2 separate regions of the Homo sapiens genome follow, and region 1 is linked to region 2. The links are chromatin loops, found by intact Hi-C in ENCODE. Cell type or tissue: GM12878. All regions are shown on one strand. Links, peaks and the distances in the headings refer to the core of each region. The heading gives the core; the rest is flanking DNA.

Region 1 (8,348 bases), core at 250-8,249, 260 kb before region 2:
GTCTAGTACCTGTGTCTGTACTGAGAGCACATTGTGTGAACACCTTGGCATGGTGACCCCAGGACCACCTATGCCTTAACCATTTTTGATCAGGGAAAAGCTCTTTTCCTTGTAAAGATGACTACAGAGTTTCCATGATTTTCTAGGATACTCAGCATGTTTTTCCTGAAATCCTCTTTTTCATCATGTTTTAGGAAAGCCTGTTCTAATGGCTTTGTTTTCAGAAAAAAACTGTTTTTAAAATGTCAAGCGAAAGAGATTTCTAAGTGTCTCTTCTTGTTGTGGAGTCACCTTTTTGGACCAAAAAAAGTAAAATCAAGTTCTGGACAAAAGTTCTAGCTCCTCTGAAGTTTGTCCTTTCCTCTCGACCATATAAATAATGGAGAAGGGGAACTTACTGGTATATCTCATTTAGGCACTTGGATAAATAACACCCCACTTTCAGTTATCTTTGGAAAAAACATTGAGAAACCCTCTTACCTTTTTGAGGACAAAAGAAGCAAATTGAAAATGCACTAGGCCTTTTTTAAATATTTGTGATTTGGCTTGAAAAAGAAGGTCGGTTTTCCACATAGGAAATAATTTGAAGAAATAAAATGAAAACTATTTTCAAAAGACTGTTTAACTTTCCTTTAATTATACTAAAAAGAATAATAAAGAGCATGAAGCATATTGGAATTTGTCATTTATGGATCACCATGGCATAGTATAAAAATTCAGAAGTAGCTTCTAATGAGAAAAATACAAAAAATAATATCAGTGAATTTTATATTTATTAATCTAGGGGAAAAATTGAGAGGTTAGGGTTCCATTCTGTTCAGAAAGACTCACAGTGTAACCTCACATGCCAGCATGATCATTATACTATGACTTTCCAGTGCATCAGGAATAAAACATAAGGCTCGTCAAAGAAGTAATAGAAAAGCAACCTAATATTGAGGCTAACTTGACACAAATCATTCTAATTATTTACATTCAGAGCTCCTTTTGCTGAGACCTTTTTTTTTTTGAAGAGATAAAGGCTATTTTCTAAATACCACTGCTTAGCTACCAAATCTATTAACAGAAAGCCCCTGGCGTTTGATCTTTCAGATTCCAGTGTGCTTCCAGTACTGTTTTTATACTTATCTGCAATAAAAAGGTGATTCCTCCAAGCGCTTTGGATTTGGTTGAATCAGATTTACTGTCTGGCTTCTCAACCTTATTCCCAAGTACAATGTAATAGGAAAATGCAAAGCCCTTTCAAGTCCCCATGGGTTCCTATGGCAGGGTGGTGAAAATTTTGTTTTCTTTACTACTTTTCATTTCATAAGAGAAATAGTCTCAAGGAGAGGATTTCTAATGCAATGTTGTTAGATACAGACCATTAAATATGTAGGGCTGGCTTTCCAGCCTACATATGCAGCCCTATGGGAAAACTCTCCCTTTGTCATGGAAACCCAGGGGAGGAGTTGGTCTGTGCTGTTTTATGAATAAAAAATCCAGAAGGGGAACTCTTTTTCCATTTTAAAGCCAGGAGGAGTTTTTAGGACTTTCATTTTTTCACACTTGCCTGTTAGAGAAATGGCATAAGTTTTATGGTATTGTGCATCTAGAATGTTCTTAGCACCACCTGAAAATTATTATTTCCGCTGATAGTTAAGACAGATGATAGATGACTGATCGATGATAGATGATTGATTGATTGATTGATTCAGGGACAGTATAATCCACTGTTATACATAACCAGAAGCATAATTGGGCAAATAGCATTTGATTCATCTGTCTTTGGACCTCCTAAAGGAAGATGGGCTGATTTAAAATGTTATCTTGAAAAATGTATAGTCTTGTATTTGTTTGGAGGGTTCTAGACATAGGCATTGTTAGAAATGGTTTAGAAAATTAGGAAAGGCTACTCAAACCATAGTGGCGTTAAAAAAAAGGCCAAGAATTAGGAAATTGTTTGTAGGGCTGCTAGAATCACAATGATGTTGGAGAAGGTCTAGAACATTAGCATGGACTGATAATTCAGGGAAGAGTACCAAGATTTCCAGAGTGCTATCCTCCTCCCCCCAAATATATTTTCCATCTTTTTTGAAATGAGTGAGACCTACCAATAGGCACAGGGCTTTTCAAATGCATTCACACTCTCCAGTTCACCAGTTCTGTTGTAATGGTTAATTTGAGACTGCAGGCTCTGGGCCCCCACTGCCAAGGCTCAAAACCAGGCCCTACTACTTGTGCTATGTGATCAAGGCCAAGAGACTTCACTCTTCACTGCCTCAGTGTGTTCACTGTTCTTGTGAGGTTGTGGTGATTAAACAATAAGATAGGAGTGATGGGTGTAGCATGGGGCCAGCCACTTAGTGAGGATTTGATGACATCTCACTAAACAAAAAGGTCACCATAGAAATGCAATTCTCAGTTATTGCATCTGTAAAGTTGAGACATCAACAGCTACCTTTCAACATTTTTTACAAATTGGAGGCAATTATGGATTTGGTTGCTGAGTGTCCAATAGGTATGGTAGCCATCACTGTTGTTATCATAATTTTTATCAACACCTGTCTCACTCCTTGTTGTACAGGTCAAGAAAACCCAACTAGATCATAGCTTCTTGAAGACAAGCAGGCTTCATGGGATACTACCTGCATAGTTGCACAAGGCCCAGTGTTTAGAAGTACCTGACACTCTGTAGTTGCCACGTTCAAATTCCTAATAATATTTAAACAGGGAACCCTGCATTTTCATTTTGCACTGGGCTCTACAAATTACGTAGCTGATCCTGAGGACAGGGACTGTTTCTAACTTGGTTTTATAAACTTTGTCTTCCAGGCACAGTTCTTTATACACAGTAGGTTTGCATTAGATGTTTCTTGAAGTGAATGGGCATTGCCACTAATTAATAATAACTGAACATGAAAATCATTTATTCAATGCCCACTTTCGGAAATCCAGGCTCCTCCTGAGCTTATAAAGTCCTTTTGTGGACAGGCCTTTGGCCAATAACAAGAATCAATGGTGACAATAATCGTTCCAAGTAAATCTTGTAAATGTAGAAATGGATTGAGTATTTGCAGGATGTACTTCATAAATTCAGACAGGAAGGTTGGTTAAATGTTTAAAATTGTTGTTTGGAACAGATTAAAGGGTGCAAAAAATGTTAGCAAAATCACTTGGGAAAGGTGGTTTCTAATGTTTTTAATATTGGCACAGTTAGTAACTGACTTTAAATCCTTCCTTGATCAACATAAAAAGACATTTCAAGGGAAAGGAAATAAATGGTAATGCCATTAACCATCACACATTGTAGAAGTACCTATTATAAAAAATCCTTTCTAAGTTTTACTGTTCTGGATCTAAGCTTATTTCATAGAAATACAGAATTAAATACTACACTTGATTTCATTTTGGAATATTAATGAGACTGAAATAAGCTTTAAATTTTTCTTTGACTCATTAAGCTGGAAAGTCAAAGTGCTAAAAATACATACTTTTGCTTCAACATAGGCTGAAATGGATACAAAGAATTTTGTGTCAGGGGGAGTTTAACTTAGAGTAAAAGGACCTATCGGGGGAAATTTGAAGCAATTGTAATGTAGAATTTGGCTATTATACATAAACATATGTCTATATTCATCATGTAGCTTTACTTGTCAGAAAATATCTATCTTAAAACTTGTACAGTCAGAAAAAGTATCAATAACATAAAATTTCACAGCCCCCTTTTAGAACTATGGCCTTAACATTTTGTAGGGAAATAAAGCTTTGGTTAACCTTGGCTCTGGTAGACCTCATTAAAATAACAGCCTGTCAGTTTCAAGTTTAAAATAACAGGGTTGTCAGTTTTATATGCAGTGGAACAATCTACAGTTTTATTCTCGGGGATAAGACTGGTAAGGGGGTGAAAGGTGGACAAAGACTGGACAACACTGCCATCTGGTGGTTATAATGAAGGTGGCCTCTAAATGCCTGGAGACGAGGCTGGACCATCTTGAAGGAAAAGAGGGTGACGTCAGCCTGCTTTAAGCAAGTCACTGTTCGACTTTTTGATAGCCTTTTGCCTTTAAAATGTAGGTACATGCCCAGAGCCTAGATGCAATTTATAATCTCAAAGTTACAGTAAATCAATAATAAACTCTGCTCTTTGGTAATCTTTAATCCCTGCATATCCATGATTTGAGAAAATTAATTTTCAAGAGAATGAAATCTTGTGAAAAGAATTAGATTCAACAAAAACTTTATTTTACTTTAAGTTCTGGGATACATGTGCAGAACGTGCAGGTTTGGTACATAGGTATACATGTGCCATGGTGGTTTGCTGCACCTATCAGCCCATCATCTACGTTTTAAGCCCCACATGCATTACGTATTTGTCCTAATGCTCTCCTTCCCCTTGCCCCCACCCCCCGACAGGCCCTGGTGTGTGATGTTGCCCTTCCCGTGTCCATGTGTTCTCGTTAGATTCAACGAAAACTTTAAAAAATATTTTCCTTTATTAAAACCACCACATATCTGGTGTTTTATTGCATGAGTATCTTGTGAGAAATTCATCAAACTGATGATATATGATTTGTTTACTTTTCTGGATGATTATTAAACTTCAGTAAAAATAAATAAATGCAAACCAAAAAAAGCTGTTCATAGGCAAAATTTTGATGGCTGTCACAAAGCTGGATGGAACATGTTCCCATTTATATAAACTGAAGCAATTCTAGACATAGGCTGGATTCAAACAGACTTCTACTGTAACCTAACTTCGATTCAGTTCTTTCCTGCTGTACTTCGGACAGTTGACTGGGGGTATGGAGCAGGGGCAGGAGAGTGAGGTCAGAGAAAAATGAGTTCTGTTGATTTGAAATGCAACCTACTCAAAAAGTTCAGAAGAAGATACTGAACTCTCTAATGTTGAGCTAATAGCCCACCTTTAGTTCATTCAGACAACAACCCCTAGCCTAGGAACCATGCTCAACCCCTCTCAGTAGCAACTGGCCCCCTCTCCTGACGTGCTTAGGAAGGACCTTAGACCATGCCCTCAATATGGTAGCCACCAGCCATACATGGCTATTGACCACTAGGGATGTGCTGTAGACAGAACTGAGATGAGCTCTAAGCGAAAAACCCACAACAGATTTTGAAACCTGTGCCATCTAACATGGCAGCCATTAACAATGTGTGACTATTGAGCAATGGAGATGTCCGGTGGAATGAACTGAGATGGACTGTAAGTATAAAATACAAACTAGGCTTTAAAGACTTAGTACCAGAAAATAATAAAGAATATACAATATCTCATTTAAATGTTTCGTGTTCACTATGTATTGAAACAATGTTTTGAATAAGTTGTGTTAAACAAAACATAACATTGAAGTTAGCTTCAACTTACTTTTTTTAAAATGTGGCAACTAGAAAATTTAAAATTACACCTGTAGCTCCTTTGTGGCTTACATGATGTTTCTACTGGATATTGCTGCCTTCAGGCTCTCATTGCTTCTTCGAACAGGATGGCCATTTTGCTATTTTACAAGTTGTTTTCTCTCTCACTGGAGCTAAAGTGGGCTGCCTATGACACTTCTGCAGCTTGTAGGAGACTAAGAGGACCCATTTAGGTTATTGGATGCTTATGATGCAAAGGTGAAAGTCAAGCAAAATTATGTCACCTGGGTCTAATCATAAGCAGAGTAAATCGTACTCCCTGGTTGGTGCCCCATGGGGTAAATTGGATCTTTAAGGTAACCAGATGGCTCTCAGGAACAGGTAATTTACCTCACCGGGGTAAGAACTTGATTTGCAAGAAAGAATACAGTTTAGTCCCCCAATGCCATATGTCCCCATGGTGACATTTGTACTCATTAAGTACTTCCAGTTCCAAGTGCCCTAGCAATGTATGAACTTTCTTTCTCCCTTATTGTAAAATATTGATTTTACTTCTCACACCCTACAACCCTTAAATGTGTGAGCCATTTTTAATGCTCGTTTATGTGTATATATCATCTTTCCTCCACTGGGTGGTTAATTGAAGGCAGGACCACGTCCCTTAAATCACTGTATGCCCAGGACCTTAAAAAGGCCCAGTACATTGTAGATACGAATCAAGTGTGTGTGCCTGCCTGTGTGCAGCTGTGTGTGGGGGTGGGGGTGTTTAGTTGGAGTGACTATCCATAAACAGACCCTAAGCAACCAATTATCTATAATATAGGGAAGCTTACAAGGAAGATGCCCCTCCCTATGGCAGTAAACTTATTTTGCAAATAAGGGCATGTCGAATTTACATGTCATTTACAATTTCATTTGAAGACCCAGAATTTGAACTTGCCCTTCTGCCTACTCTGCCGATTGTTCATTTATTCATTCGCTATTATTGAATACAACCAAAAACCAGGCATTGTGCTAGGAGATGGGACACACATCTGCTAGGAGGTGGTGAGCACAAAGGACAGAGGCCCTGCCCCTATGTCACCTGCAGCTGGGAGGGAGGCCCACAACCATGATGAATAGGCAAATCTTTATGGTAGGTAAAACCAAACGGATCTCTGTGAGCACATATTCTGGGGAGGTCCTAGTTGAAACCCATAGAAAGACTTTCAGCTAAATCATACTCTTCTCTCCAATGTGTAGACTTTACATTTGAGTAAGAGTTCATAGACAGCCTTGGGTGCTGTGGTTTACATTCTTAGACATATTTATTAGTATCTCATCCTATTGTTCCTAGAATTCCCTTAGGCTAAAATCTTTGGTATTTGAACTCGAACCAGTTCCCAGTTAAACCCAGGAAGAAAAAAGGCAGATCATTGCATTATAGCATAAATATAACACAAGAAATGTAAAAGTAGCATTTATTATGCACCACACAATGCAAGTCTACATAGTTAAGTACAAATCAAATCATATATGCCCAAAAGACATTTATATGCTTTTGGCTGCCTATTCCATAAAAGATTTATGGCAATCCGTCTCTACCCTAAATGGCTTTAGAATTTAGATAAATCTGATTTCCACCTACTAGTTGCTGAATATTTTCCTATGCTGCATCTAAATTACTTTTCCAATGTGTGTACATCCTTGTGGGTACTCTCACTGTTGGATGGAATCATGTTTGCAATATCTTACGTAAGATAAGTAAGATATCATGCTCAGTGACACCACTCTTGGGTGAGCAAAAGGTGTTTCTTGTTTCCTGGTAAGTTCCAAATGTCTGTAGGCTTCAGAGAAACAGACCAGAATACACATCTATTTCTCAGCTTCGGTGTGGAAGAATAAAGCCACCAAACTGTTGGAATTAAATAACGAATTCTAAAATATTCAGGAATGCCTAAACTTGAAGTGAAATGCTTTGCAATGCCTCCTCCCCCTTTTTTAATTAGCAGACTTACTTGTCCTGGATTTCATTCCCTGAAGATGAAATTTCAATATTTTCAGAGTAACTTCAGGTAGCTATGAGCTTAACTGAATCACTGTGGTATGCCAATCACAGGTAGAAATAGAGATGGAAATTCTCTATGAGTTTCCTAAGTATCATCAAAGGCCCTGTGAAGGGGTTGTACATTTGAAGTAAGAGTTGGCAAAGAATCTGAATTTTTCAGCAAAACTAAATGTTCAAACATTAAACTTTTTCTCACATTGGCAAAATTGAGCTATTAAATATTGGAGTGGTCTCTGGCAGTTTTCCAAATCAGGGCTAATTTCCAGGTTAGTCCTATACAAAGGGGTCAATCCTATGCCACTAGCATCATCTTGTTAGCTATATCAGGAAATTGAGGAAATATGGGGGAAATTTGCCTTTCAAACCACAAAGAACTTCCAAAAGGTTTCATTCCATAATGATGATAGAATAGATGATGGTAGGAGCAGAGGTCAGGTTTAAAATAAAATATCCAAAATGCTTCAAGGTGCCTTATATAACTGCTAGAAATACTGAATTCATTCTCTTCTTTTGAAAGCGCACTTGAGATCTTCCAATCCAGCATTATGAAGACCGCATATCTAATGACCTAATTTAGAATCAGCACTTGTCACAATCCATGCTCTAAATCATGGCAAGTTCCTTGGGGATTTCTGCCTCTATACAGCAAAAATAATGCCTGAGAAAAGATAGAGGCCGAAGTTAGCCACCAAGGAGAATAGAGCTGTTCTCCAAAGCAGAGAGCGAGAGAGCAGATGGGACAGACCTTTGGTCAGCAGCGAATCAAAAGGAGCATTTACCAGGGGCTAGGCAGAGAAAAACAGAATCCACTCACAATTTGAAACCAGGTAGAGCTTGCAAAGGAACAAAGCCAGGCAAGAGAGAAAAGTTGAGGGCTCAGTCTCAATGCCAAGAGAGGAGGAAGAATAAGAATGTGTTTCTGCTATGTGCTCAAGCCCTGTTCATA
Region 2 (8,348 bases), core at 337-8,336:
TAAGACTTCATTATTTCATATGACCCTTATTTTTAGGACTGGTCAAGGCTCACTAGGAAGTAATGTTCTGCTGCAGTTGTTGCATGTGCAAACCCTGCTGCCTCTAGTGGAGTACAGATCAATTAGCACTTCCTCTCCTGCCTTCCAGGCTGTAGTCCTTTGGCTCAAAAGGTGGTTTTATGTATTGAGTAGATCCATGAGACTTTTCTGGATCCTGATATGCTTTTACTTGCCTCCTTATCCAGGCTTCCATTTTTGGTCTTTTTCTTCATCACCAATTTGGCATGTAAACTTTTATCCCAGGCTATAAAGTGATCACATTTGTGCCCTGTGCCATGCTTGGACCTCTGAATCCCAGTCATACCTTGCCTTGTCCTGAACCTTGCCTATGTCTTCCAGTGTTTTCCTCAACATCTTGAGTTGTGGCTAGCTTTTCTTTATGATGCATACTAACCGTTATGATTCAGTTCTTAGTTTTGTCTCCTTCTGACCTACCTTTTCCTGATTTTTGTGACTGATTTTGATTTTATGCTTACTCTTGTGTCTAAAAGCTGTCTTTCTTATACTACAATGGGGAAGTTACATTGAGTATGTCAGCAACAATGTTTAAACAAGGGGCAAAACCTCACTATAATCGTATGTATTTTCATTAAGCATGACATTCTATGCAAGGCTTACCTTCGGGGATTAATCATTAGAAAGTGCCAGAAGTATCCAAAAGCGTCCAGCCTTGTTATGTGGCTTCCTCTAAACATCACATCATTTTATTGATTAAAATGCTTAAAAGCTTTTGTGAATAACTCTACATTGAAGTATCAATGAGTGGTTCTTAACCCATCACTGTATGCATCTGGTTTAAGGTTATGAGGGTTAAAACAAAAATTCAGATATTCACACCCAGAGACTCAGATAGATTTGGTTTGGAGTGGAAGCCAGTTAAAGCTCTAAAGTTGATTCTTATGTACAGAACCGCTGATCTAAAAGTCCATATTTCACATTGTTTTAGTAATGTGTTTTAAAATACAGCCTTAAGAGGGATTCTTCCTACTTTGTAGCCTCAGGTATGGAATTTGTTTACAGGGAAAATGTTCAATTCATTTTAGAAACTTCTGCTAGTTTGCCTAATTATCTGCTACAAGTAGGAAAAATTGATTTGCTATGCTTTTTACAGAAAATTGACTATTACCACATGTCTCAGAGGTTTGAATTAGAGTAACCTGGTGCAGATAGTTGCAATTAATGTTACAGGTTATTCTGGTTAAATTTCATAATTTGTTTTCTTTCAAACCAATTATGTATTTTATATCTACCAGACTTTGGTTAATCCTCTATTTTACAGAGTTGGTCTAGATTAAACAAAGTCAGGCAAGTGTGATGCCGATTGACAAAGTACTAAATAGGATTATAATATTTTAAGGTACAATGAAATAAAACTGCTTCTTTAAAAGATTAGAATCCTTGTTAACTGTATTTGTACTCTAATTAGAGACCAAGAAGTACCCAGAATCCTGAGAGTGTTATTACCTAAAGGCGCATATAGACTGGTTTTCACTGGAATAATACTACAGGCTCTGCCACATCTGCCATCTCACTGTTTTTAAAATTCTAGCAGCTATGTTCATTCTTTAGTGTTATCCCTTTTTTCCTCCATGTCCCAAAAGACAATGGGTTGGATCTTCCATTTAGCTTCAGTAATGTGTTGCTGGTAACATGTTGGAATGTTTTTGGCTTAAAGTAACAGAAAACCCTAATGCAAGTGGTGTAGACTGTAATGAAATGAATTATCTTACATAACAAGAAGTTTTGCGGCTTCTCCAGGGTGGTTTATTTAGCATCTCTCTACCCTGCTATCCTCAGACTATCAGTGTTGTTCTTAAGCTAGCTGCCTCAAGTTCAAAGTTAGCTGTGGCAGTTCTGAGCATCATGTCTAGATGATTGCAATATTCAGTATCACTTTTTAGGAGGAAGGAAGTCTTTCCCAGAAGCTTCCTATCACATTTCCTTTTTCAGAACTGGGTCATAGCATCATAAGAGAAATGTAAGTTGACATGAAAGAAAGAAGATAAAAGTAGACAAATATGTCAAAAGGGTTAGGTTTACCTCCTACTGGTAAGAGTATGGGAATTTCTGATTGATTTAGACTAATCAGGATATATCTTGAGACACGTGAGTGTGGGAGACCACTGGGGCTCTGAGACAAGGATCATGGGGAGGCGGGAATGTCTGTTCCAGGTGCTGCCCCAGAACCCAAGGACCCTTTCCCCTTAGGCTCTCCTCCTTTCTCATTTACCATCATTTAGCTGGGGCTAAATTTATTGAAGCTGGCCTCTAAGTTTTCTTGCTACTTTATTTTGCCAATGCTGCTTCCTTTAAGCTTGCCTTAAACCTTACACATTTCCTTACAAGTGTTCACCACCTGTTGTATGCTCATTAAGAGTATTTTTCTTCTTCAGTGTATACTTTTTTCATGTGTATTATTAAGTCTTAAGTATAATAAGATTTAACAATTAGTATCCACCTGTTTTAAAATTAGATTTTAATTTCAAAGTGAACAAAGTGAACACAAATTGAGTTTAATTTCAAAGTGAACAAACAATTTTTGCTTGTGGCAAAACAAAAAATTGGTAGCTGAAGAGAGGAAGAAAACAGACTTTTTTAAAGAGATGATTTGTTTAAAAGAACACTGAGTGCAGAGCTAGCATTTTATCTTTTAAGCATTTTATGTACAGTTTTAAGGGAAGAATCATCTAAAATTCAGTGAATAAAGTGTGGGACAGACCCAGTTCAATTTGTTTAATATGTTATGTCAATGAAATAATTTTTGTGTTCGTTATAATGTTAGCTTTTTCTGGAAGATTATTAACTTTGAATAATCCTAAGACATTTTTTGCTGGTGACATATATCTTATTTTCCAGAGTCCCTTCCTTCTATATTATTCTCATTCCTCAGTAAATAACCTGAGGATTTTCTTTTCATGGTAGAGTTGTAACTTCATGGAGTCAGAAACTTTATCCTGTAAGTCAGAAACTTTAAAGATATTCTGTAAAATATTATAAATAAATAAAACTTTAAATTGAATGCCATGTTTAATTTTTTAATACTAAGAAGGAAAGATAAAAACTAAGATTCAAAACACAGGATAGCATAAGGAACTTTACTGACCCACAGTTGTTATAATATATTTAGCATTTTTATTTTCTGTCTTGTTCCGGTACTATAATAATCCCAGGATTATGTTGCCATTATTTCTAAGGCTGGAATGCTTTTCTATGTAAGGTGTTTAAAAAGAAAATATGTTCTTTCTTTTCCCTTCCTGAAGTCTAAACATGCTTTTTCACCTGCACTAGAAAAGTTAACTGTCCACATTTATATTCATAGAGCAGGAGAGACACCCAGTGGCAGAAATACTTTTTGCTGCTTTTTTCCCCCTAACGAGGCCAAAAGCCTGATTGAGCTATTTATTGATTCTTATAATTTGTGTCTTCTGATTGCTTTTACAAAATTATTTTCCACATAATAGAAATATTTTCTTCTCTGACTGTTAATTGGAGTTTACCCGAATGGGAAACTAGAGCAGGCTTGGTGTTCGCTATTGGAATGAAAGTTCATCCATAGACTCAATTAAGACAGCTCTATTCACACCACTGTTAGAGCAGTCTGGTGTTAGATAGAATGTAAAAGCCTTAATATTAGGGACTGTCTTGACATGTAAGCAAGTAAATGTTAGCTGTTAAACTGAAAGCTAGCCTGCTGCTTTATTATAAAAATTTTCTGAAATTTCTGAAAAATGGAGACTCAGTCAAAAGATTGCACGTGAACACAGAAAAAGTGACATAATAAGGTTACATGAAGACTGTACTAAAAAGCTGCTAGTAGGCACTAGAGGCTGCTCTAATGACTGGTTCCATTTTTAATACAAAGTCTGCACATTCTTTGTTCTTTGCCAGCCATCTGTCTTTCCTCACTTGTAATTTCTACTCCCTCAAAACTTTGGTTTTTATCATGGCTCAGTTTGATTCGTCTGGCCTGTCCCAACATCAGCTCCTTTCAACTTCAATTTCTATGGCCTCTTTCCTTTCTGCTTTATAGTTTGATCTACTAAGAGAAGATGATTAGCCTAACTTAGCTTTCAGAATTGTTACGTTGTTGGCCCCTTGCATTGGTAGCCATTTGGTTAGGTGTTAGACAATTTTCAGCCAATCCTGGCATGGAGTCGCATGATCAGCACAGGATTTTTTTTTTTTTTTTTTTTTTTGGCAAGAGCTGCAGACAGTTTATCTCAGAAGATATCTCTGGACATGACAGATATTTTGAAGGTTTGTCCAAATGGAAATTCAAGGTATTGGGACATTCCAGAGCTGTGGTCCTCATGTGTTAGCTATATCAGAATCATGCTTAGGGCTTACTAAAGCACAGATTACTGGGCTCTACTCAGAGTTTCTGATTCAATAGATCAAAAACTGGATGGCACTCAAGAATTTGCGTTTATAACAAATTCCCTGGTGATGCTGCTGGGCAAGAGAACACACTTTGAGATGCATTGTCAGGGCATATTAAACTGTTATTGACTGAGGTAATCTATTTCTAAACTTTTTACAAAAGAAATTCACTTTGGGGGTAAAATGTATATCTAACTGAATGCTGAAATCATTATTTTCATTTACTGTTTTCAAACAAAACTGTGATTTTATGATGAGTCTTTGGGTTCCCCTGACCATTATGCTTTCTTACAGATTGACCTTAACTAGTTTGGTTTAATCTGCTTTCTTGTAGTTAAAATTTTGCCCCAAGGTACAAAATTGTTTAAGTTTTAATAATTTTTTTTCTCTTACAAAGGTGAATGCTATGACTCCAGTTAAAAAACAAGTTCTAGAAATATATTGACAGGGAGATTTGAAAGCAGCCCAATACGATAACTGGCTTTGTTTTACTGAAGCAAACTCCCTTTCTTCTCTTCACAGGGTTACATGAGTTCTTTTTCCTCCTAGTCCTAGTGTACTTTGTGATTGCTTGCATTTATGCTCAATCATTGTGGCAGGCTATTAAGAAAGGCGGACCCATGCACATGATTTTAAAGGTTCTGACAACTGCATTGCTGTTACAAGCTGGTTCAGCTTTAGCTAATTACATTCATTTCTCCAGGTAACTCAAAACCACTAAAACTGTGTTCATCATTACATCTAATTAATCCTAATTAGTCCACCAAAATTATGCTTGCTTTGATTATAAACAATTTTTTTCACATTTGTAATTTACACTACTCTTCTTCAATTCCTCAGTTACTCCAAAGATGGAATAGGGGTACCATTTATGGGAAGTTTGGCAGAATGTGAGTATCTTTCTGAGCATTTTTTAAAAAGCTTTTACACTCGCTATCTGCTTTTTTTTTATTTCTTGTCATAGTATAAATTTTCTGTCGAAAATTGTTTAGAAATCAGCTTGACTGAGAACAGGATTACAGTTTAAGTTCCCATATGTCTTACTTAGTTTCTTCTTAATAATAGGTAATGTGTACAGCTCCTCGTTGTTTTTTTGTTTGTTTGTTTGAGACAGGGTTCTTACTCCGTAGCCCAGGCTGGAGTGCAGTGGCACAGTCACGGCTCACTGCAGCCTCAAACTCCTAGGCTCAGGTGATCCTCCTGCCTCAGGCCTTCCCAGTAGCTGGGATTACAGGCACATACCATCATGCCTGGCTGATTTTTAAATTTCCTTTTCTGTAGATGGGGTCTCACTATGTTGCCCAGGCTGGCCTTATACTCTTGGGCTTGAGGGATCCACCCACCCTGGCCTCCCAAAGTCCTGGAATTACAGGCATGAGTCTCCACACTCTGCCTTTTCATTGTTTTTAGGTATATTTATATACATTCTCTCATCTTATCCTCAATAGAAAAGGGGTCTGCATATCCTTATTTTGCAGATAAAGGATCTGGGCTCAGTGATGTGAAACATACTTCCACATGTCAGTCAGCTATTGAGTGGTAGAGACTAGACTCAGACCTAAATTTTCTTACCTCAAAGCTGAAGTTTTTCTTCCTATTATAATTCCACTCTCTGTTATAACTGACTCTTTTCTATTTCTGACCCAAAGCCTAAAACTCACATCAAAATATGCTGTGAAGAAAAGTGATAAGTTTTCTTAAAAATCATTAAATGCTACCTCATAAAATAAATATATATATGAAACTTGAAGCATTTATAGATTTCTGTTGTTTTCTTGTAGTGTTAACCTGGATACAGGTGGTTTTGATACATCTTTTCTGTTTGAAGTAGCAGGCTTCCCCTGCAGTGTAGGTGATGGCCACCTGGTGGCACATCACACTAATGCATGGAGCTTCTCATTTGTCTTCAGGATTCTGAAAGTAAAGCCAATGTTTGGATGTTATGGGAGCTATGCATTTCATTGTATTGTTTCTTGTTAATAGTTTTAGAAAATACTCTTCACATTATAGTTCAGCCATCAAAAAAAATTCACCCAGAAATGAAGGTACTAGTATTCTCCATATTGCAGAAATCGTATTTAGAATTTGCTTTAATAAGCAGTGAGTTATAGAGAACAGGATTATGTAGTTAGAAAAGCTAAGAAAAATGGGAAACGAAAAGAGTTAAGGTTGGACTTAATGGACATATGGTATGGGCATATATATGTATTTTTAAATAGTATTGCTGCTGTTTTAACTATTTTAATAAATATATTACAAAATTTATGGCAATTTTTAAATCTTTAGAATTATTACCTGCGAATATCTCTTAATGAATTTCGTTAGCTTCTCTTTGAAAATGGCTTTTTGTGGTTTTTCTTAAAAAAAAAAAAAGATGTTCTCAATGCAAAAAGCACTAAATTTTTTATATTGTGAAAACTTGGTTGACGTTGGTTTTCATGTCCCATTAGTTTTTGACATCGCTTCCCAAATTCAGATGTTATACTTACTTTTGAGTCTATGCATGGGTTGGACAATAGTCAGAATGAAGAAGTCTCAAAGCAGACCTCTCCAGTGGGATTCTACGCCTGCATCCACTGGCATTGCAGTATTCATTGTCATGACACAGGTGGGTATTGATACTCAGTGTTTCTGCTTAGTAATCCTCAGAAATGCAAACTTGAGCATACCTCATTTCAGAATTGAAACCTGGGACCCATAAGGAATTTGTGTCATTTTTTTTTTCTTGAAATTTCTGAGCTTCTACAATTTGTGTCATTTAAAGTATGAATTTAAAGAGTGTTAGATCAAATAATCTTAATTATCTGGATGCTACTATATGTAGACTGCAGAATTTAATTATAATTTACCTGAATTTGAGCTCCTATCAGCTTATTTAAGCACAGTATGTTTAATACTAGGTTAGAGTCTTATTTCCTACTTAATAATAGCTTTCTTTCATATTTCTCTAGCACATGGTAAGTACTTAACACTGAATGAGTGATTCCATGAATTTGAGATTTATCCATTGTCAAGAATCTTTAGGATTGGCTGCTTTGTACGTAAAAGAATTCAGGTGATTATCTAAGATTAATTAAAGGGCAAAATATAGACTAAAAAAGAATGGGATCTTGTTTTTGAAAGCAAATGTAAAAACAAAACTAGTCTTTTATAAAGGTCCTGCATGCCTTTTTTTTTATTTTCCTCTATATTAATAGTATTGACATTCTAAGATACCCATATGCCTATGTTCAATGGATTTGTAAAAATTAAGAAGAAAGGTTATAAAGAAAAAAATTTGTACTGAGTTTTTGATGAGCATTAGCTATAGATGAAAATGAATTATATACTTAGGCTCTGTAGAGGACATTATAATGTAAGTTTAATGCATTAAATAAATTGAAAAATGTATTAATGAAGGATGGGGTCAGTGCTTTATTCATCTTTCTATCCCTAGTATTTAATATAGTAGGTTTTGAGTGGAATAGGAGTATTGAATTTACATGAATGATTTGAGAGAGACCATATCACAGGTGGTGATATTTAGAAAGGAGGTAGTGCCAGGAAAGGGGATGATGAGAAATAATTGAATTAGAAGAATTGATTAAAATAAGGTTGAGATTCTACCAACTTAATGTTTTTGAGCCAGGACTTATGGAGAGTAGTGTCAATGTCAGGTTAAATTCTCACTTTTTATTTCTTTTTAAAAATTTCATTTTTATTATTTCATTGTAATTTTAATTTATTGTCATAGACAAATATGAATTGAGAACTGAGATAATATTACACTAGAGTTTATATGAACATTTATGAAGAATACATTAAATATAGCTCTGATCTTCAACAAGCCAGACAAGGCAGATCAGACAGGCAGTCAGAGACTATACAAATACATACGTATTTTATACAGATCACATATTAGCATATGT

What was found. Peaks named below come from ENCODE experiments on the same cell type or tissue, not always from the same donor. Only the 100,000 strongest peaks of a DNase experiment are listed, where the experiment ranks them.
Region 1: it touches region 2 in a loop (9-fold over the local background); 7 of 110 quality-filtered maps call a loop at or near these places.

Annotation. Positions count from the first base shown.
Region 1 is chr13:94,358,665-94,367,012 of GRCh38, forward strand. The region is part of intron 6 of GPC6 (glypican 6); the gene reads left to right. Among named protein-coding and RNA genes, the nearest start is that of DCT, 120 kb to the right of the region's middle. In GM12878, for the core only: a CTCF peak has its summit at 3,926 (motif pointing left); a DNase peak (open chromatin) is centred at 3,887.
Region 2 is chr13:94,614,188-94,622,535 of GRCh38, forward strand. It overlaps GPR180 (G protein-coupled receptor 180), which reads left to right. Exons shown (of 9, transcript NM_180989.6): 4 at 4,963-5,143; 5 at 5,281-5,330; 6 at 6,891-7,048. Among named protein-coding and RNA genes, the nearest start is that of GPR180, 17 kb to the left of the region's middle. In GM12878, for the core only: CTCF peaks have their summits at 3,400 and 6,306; no DNase peak of the experiment used is centred there.